2 separate regions of the Homo sapiens genome follow, and region 2 is linked to region 1. The links are chromatin contacts, found by Hi-C or POLR2A ChIA-PET in ENCODE. All regions are on one chromosome and are shown on one strand. Each heading gives the region's core, a stretch centred on a gene start or an enhancer-like site at or near the end of the contact. The rest is flanking DNA. Distances are from core to core; before and after follow the strand shown.

Region 1 (2,666 bases), core at 98-2,597:
TCATGAAGATACGAACAGCAAGGGTAGGCATGGCGCATGCTGCAGTGCCGTATTATTGGACCTTAGGGTGCACACAGGAGACTGCTAGGTCAGATCACAGAGAGCTGTGTAAATTGTGCTAGGGGTTCAGCACATAGGCAATAGAAAGCCAGAAAAAGGTTATCAGCAAGGAACTGGCACCGTAAGACTTGTGTTCTAAAAGGATCACAAGAGTTACAGTTTGGAGACTGGGTTGCAAGCTGCCAGGGCTGGACTGTTGGGAATTGACAATACATCAACAGCGTGGTAACAGAAGAGATGGAGCTGGCCCAGGTTTGAAGGATGTTCAGGAAGTTGGCAGTACTAGGTCACTTTTAAGATGTGGGACTTGAAAGAGAGGAGAAAGTGTAAGGAAATTACCAGACTTCCGGCTGGGTTGGGGTAGAGGAAGAATTAATCTGCAAGGAAAAGACCAGTTCAAGTTTGGACCCAGTGAGCTCCATGTGAAGCAGAGCTGTCCCAATGGCCGCTGGATGGGCAAGCGTGGAGCTCCAGGGAAGGGCTGCGCTGAAGATGTGGATCTGGGTATTTAGTTGGTGTAAAGCTGAAGCCGTGGGGGAAAATAAGACCACTGAGATTCAGTGTACAGAGCGAGGGGTTGGGCGACAGAGGAAAACGTGAAGCGGGACTTTGACCGACTGTCAGAGCGGTACGAAGAAAACCAGGAGACATTGACTAACCCAAAAATGCGGGGTGAGGGAACGTGTCATTAGAAATGAGTGTCAATGGTACTATGCACCTCTAAGAACTCAAGACTTCAAAGGGCCCTTTTAATACCAATTAGGAAGTTATTCACGGCCGTTTCGAAAGGAAGTTGGGGAGACACGGGATGACACTGAGACGCAGAGCTACCGGAATGCGTAGATGTTTTCCTCTCACCCCAGATTCCGACCCCTCCCCATACCTGCCCCTGCTCATAACACCCAGACACCTCACCCTCTCCTCTCCCCTCAGTTAAGACGGAGGCTTTGGAAGGAGATCCCGAACGTCCTCCCCGGGCTCCCCAGGATAGGCGGGGTCGCCAAGAGTCATTGCTGGAGACCCCAACCCGCGCGGGGCGGCGCGAGGCCAGACAGAGGAAGGGGGCGGAACCTGAGACGCAGCGGGTGTGGGAAGGGTCGGACGGAACCCAGCACGGACAGCGGGCGGCGAAGCGGGTTCGACCGGCGGAAGACGGCCCTCGCACGCCACCCGCTCCCAGCGACCGCTCCGGGACCCACCTGCTCCATGTCAGCCACGGCCCCGGCTCTTCCCGCCCCAACCGCAGTCCGGCTCCGCGGCCTCAGTAGCGCCTCAGAGCGGAAGAAGATCTTCCGGCAGCGCCACTTCCGCCGCTGAGTCCGCCCCCGAGAGCGAAGCGGGACTTGCGTTCGCCTGCGGCCCCGCCCCTTCGCCCCGCCTCCAGCCCCGGCCCTGCGCAGAAGCGGACTCAAAGGCCGGAGTCTAAGGGCCTACCTAAGGGTAGGGGAGTGGGAAGAAGACCAGGGCCGTCGTTATTAGGCCACACAGGCCTGGCACTGAGGGAAAAAGGGGAATTTCCCGAGGGGAGTCCTGTGGGGATGGGGAAATCTTTGGAGGAATCCAGTTATTCGAGAAGGACTTCCCCACCCCACCTGCCTCCTTCAGCCATCCCAAGCAGCAGCTAGAACTTCTGTAGTTCTTCCTCTGAGTGCCCCGAGCCTGCTGTCTGCCAGAAAGACTCCTAGACTAGAGGATTGGACAGTAGGGTCAAAACCCTAACCCTTGGTTGACCACCGGCCTTCCCTATCAGGACGCCCCATTACCTCCCTTTTCCTCCTGCTTCCCCTGAAAGAGGAGTCTCAGCAGTTATTTACAAAGATTTATTACAGCACGGGAGGGGTTCAGGCCTGGAGTCAGGGAAGAAGGGGAAAGGGGCAGAGCAGCTGGGGGACAAGGAAAACCTGGCGCCCCCCGCTGTGTGCCCCACCGGGGACATAAACTAGGCGGCATTCCTGGCATCAAAGCACAAAACGCAACAAAGAGGTCTCTGCCAGTCCATCTTCCAGGCACCCAGGAGGAGCAAGGGTGATTAAGGGAAGATTCCCAAAATGTTGAGGCTATGGAGAAAAACGCCTTAGTCCTGGACCCTGGTAGAAGCCGGTGAGAGAAGTGGTGACTTGGAATCCTCCATAGGAAAGTGGGTAGAAAAGGATCTAAGGGTACCTCAAGGTTCTCAGGACCTCCTTTCCCCAGATCTTAGGGTCCTGCCCTGTGGGTCTCCTGTGTCCAGGGGAGAGGATCTGGGGAGTAGAATTGTGAAGGGCAAATCCCTGTTCCCGGTTTTCTGGATTTTCCAATGTGGGCTGTCTCACATCCCACCTCCCGCTGGGTGAATGGAGGAATGACTGGCAGGGGTGGGCATCAGGCAGCAAGTGCCCAGGTTCTCTGGGTATCAGCCAAAGGTGGGCAAACAAGCAAACACAGACCAGCCTTAGTCTTCTAGAAGTCAGAAGCCGCAGCCCTAGCAGGCGAGGGGAAGAGCACAAAACAGGGTGAGGATAGAGTGGGTTTCTGGGGAACAGCGATGTCCCCTCCACTTCCTCCTGGGAGATGCAGGCTGGGTGCCTATGTGCCAGGCTCAGAGGGGGAAGGGCGCTGAGGTTCCT
Region 2 (2,666 bases), core at 86-2,585, 860 kb before region 1:
TATCCATACCAGCCCCAGGGGAGATGGCCAGGGTTACCCCGGAGTTGCCACAGTCTCTGCCCAACACTTCGCCCTACTGTAACCTGCCCCTTCCACTCAAGAAACTCACGAGTCGCCCCTCCCACTCTCCCACAATCATGAGCCACAGCCTCATGGGGGAAGCCGCCATGTGCAGTGACATCCACTCCAGGGCAGGAGCACCACATTTTTCATCCAAAGACATAATTGCTCATCAAGCCATGTGCCAACAAGGCTGCATGGACACCTAGGGACACCTTTTATGTCACCATCAGGAAGGGGCACCTTATATAACTTTCCATAGCTTTGCTCACCGGCCTCCCATGCACTAGTTCACCATGCCTCAGTGAAACCCCAGGGCATCAAAAACTGTAAGGCCAGAAGCCCTTCCACTGGGCATAATGGGGGCATGGGGCAACCCACCCCTGAGATTAGCCTACTGGGATCACCATGAGTCCCTGGGCTGGAGACTTCGCCAGCTCCCTCACTTCAGACCGCTCCCAGACCAGGCTCTGCCATCAGCACCCTCCCCTCACCATGTCTGAACACCTCCTTACAACATTCTAGGACCCCTGCCCCTCTAGAACAGGGAGAGAGTTGGAACCATGGAGAAGGAGCTACCAGACCAGACTTCTGGGCTTCCTGATCTCACCCTCCAATGTCCTCCCCTCAGGGAACTTCCACCCTGGGGCACAGACCAGACGAGGGACAGAGATAGCCCATGAGTGAAGGAACAGCTATAAGCCCCTTCTCAAAGCCCTCCAGACACTTCAGCCTCCTTTCCTTGAGTTAGAGGCCCCATCCCAAGCTAGAGTCATTACTGTAAAAGGAGAGAAAGAAGAAAAGACAAGCTCGTGCCTAGCCTTACTTCCAGTGGGCCCTTACCCTGTGCCTGTCCCAGTGTGACCCAGCACAAAGGGGGACTGCAGAGGGTCTCCTGCCCACTGGCATCCTGCTTTGTCAAGGCCCTCACTCTCTGCCAGCTCTGCCAACCCATGGCCTCTGCCCCAGCCAGCACCTGAGGAGTGCCCACTGCACACCTTGATTCTAGCTATGCCCTGTCCAAGCAAGGACTCCCTGGCCATGTGGTGCCACGAGAAGCCCAAGCAGGAACTTGGGAGCCCCTCACACACACCCAGACCCAAAACCCACCACCCAGTGCTTCCCTTCCTGCTGCCTGTGCCAGCCCCACCTGAGCTCACTGGATCCAGCAGGGGTGGGGCCTACTGCTGTCAGGGCCACGTGCAGGGCCCGCCCGGAGGGGAGGAGAGAAGGCGGGCAAGCTGCTTTTAAGGCAGGTCTGGAGGTGAACTGGCGCCTCTCCTGACTCTTCACCTGGACTCTGAGTCGTCTTGGTCCCAGGAGCCAGTAGTGAAGGCAACAGTCTGCCCACCTGTGGACACCAGGTAGGTGCCTTTATTCTTTAAGAAGAGAGGAACACGGAGCACCTTTGCTGGCCCTGATTCATTTAAACATTTTTTTTTTTTTTTTTGAGATGGAGTCTTGCTCTGTCACCCAAGCTGGAGTGCAGTGGCGCGATCTCGGCTCACTGCCAACGTCTGCCTCCAGGGTTCAAGCGATTCTCCTGCCTCAGCCTCCCAAGTAACAGGGATTACAGATGTTTGCCACCATGCCCGGCTAATTTTCTTATGTTTAGTAGAGACGCGGTTTCACCATGTTGGCCAGGCTGGTCTCAAACTCCTGACCTCAGGTGATCCTCCCACCTTAGCCTCCCAAAGTGCTGGAATTACAGGCGTGAGCCCAGCCTCATTTAACCTTTTGTCTTCAGCTTCTCCATTTCTCAGGGCTCAGAGTGAAGGTGGGGAGAAATGGGGTGGAGGATGTGGATGAGACAGAGATGGTCTCAGGATCACAGACCGCGGAGTTCAGCAGTTCAAGGGAACTAAACCTGTGCCCCTCGGCAAATAGATGAGAGAGCTGAGGGCCACAGAGAAGAGGCTTGCCTGAGGTCATGGAAAGGGACTGGACACAGAACCCAGGCCTCTCGCCTCCCAGCGCTCTGGGAGCCCTCTGGGCACTTCAGAGGTAGACAGGACTGGGAGATGGGGCGGCTGGCCTTCACTGGTCCTATGGGTCCCTGCCTGAGGTCCACGTCCTGCGTCACCGGGTCTGGGTGGGAGGGATGGGAAGATCGGGAGCCAGTTTTCAAAAATAGGGGGTGCAGTGGAGATTGGGCTAATGAGGCAAAGTGCTTTGGGGGAGACTCAGGCTTTACCCTTGCCCCACCCTCTCCCTTCACTGACCTGGGCTCATTGGGAGAGAGTAAGTCAGGAGAAGAGGTTGGCAATGACACGGAAGAGGGGATTTGCCAAGGCACCAGGACTCCCCAGAGTCCTTGGGAACAAAGAAAGAGATCTGAGTCAGAATCAGAAGTGGGAGCGGGTAGGGGGCACCTACAAATAGAGCAGAGGTGGCTGGAGCCCTCCTTGCCCCCGCCCCGTGCCTCCCAACCACACAGAGCCCCGGGCCCAGGGACTCTCCCCACCACTTACAGCAAGAAAGAGCAAGTTAGAGGAGTGTGCGGGGCCGCGAAGGGGGCAGCATTCAGGAATACAGGAGTAAGATGGAGCCCTGCCTTGGTACATCCAAGGGCGACGCAGAGCCTTAAAAGTGAGGGGAGGCTGAAG

What was found. A loop is a pair of places that touch in the nucleus more often than their neighbours do. ChIA-PET counts read pairs that join two places held with the same protein, here RNA polymerase II (POLR2A).
Region 2: a loop to region 1 is called in a map of Calu3, with 2.1 times the contacts of the local background. The contact joins the promoter of TNS4 here to the promoter of STARD3 in region 1. A Hi-C loop is called at or near these places in 1 of 168 maps with a recorded cell type or tissue (Calu3). POLR2A ChIA-PET finds 5 or more read pairs at or near these places in 1 of 52 experiments (T-cell).

What each region holds. Positions count from the first base shown.
Region 1 is chr17:39,635,825-39,638,490 of GRCh38, reverse strand. It overlaps STARD3 (StAR related lipid transfer domain containing 3), which reads right to left and starts at 1,347. Exons shown (of 15, transcript NM_006804.4): 1 at 1,260-1,347. PPP1R1B (protein phosphatase 1 regulatory inhibitor subunit 1B) reads right to left here. Exons shown (of 7, transcript NM_032192.4): 7 at 1,867-2,666. The coding sequence ends at 2,626. It overlaps LOC124903998 (a long non-coding RNA gene), which reads left to right and starts at 1,201. Exons shown (of 2, transcript XR_007065749.1): 1 at 1,201-1,500. RefSeq lists enhancers at 676-795, 2,579-2,666 and a silencer at 1,336-1,405.
Region 2 is chr17:40,500,292-40,502,957 of GRCh38, reverse strand. TNS4 (tensin 4) reads left to right here and starts at 1,335. Exons shown (of 13, transcript NM_032865.6): 1 at 1,335-1,424.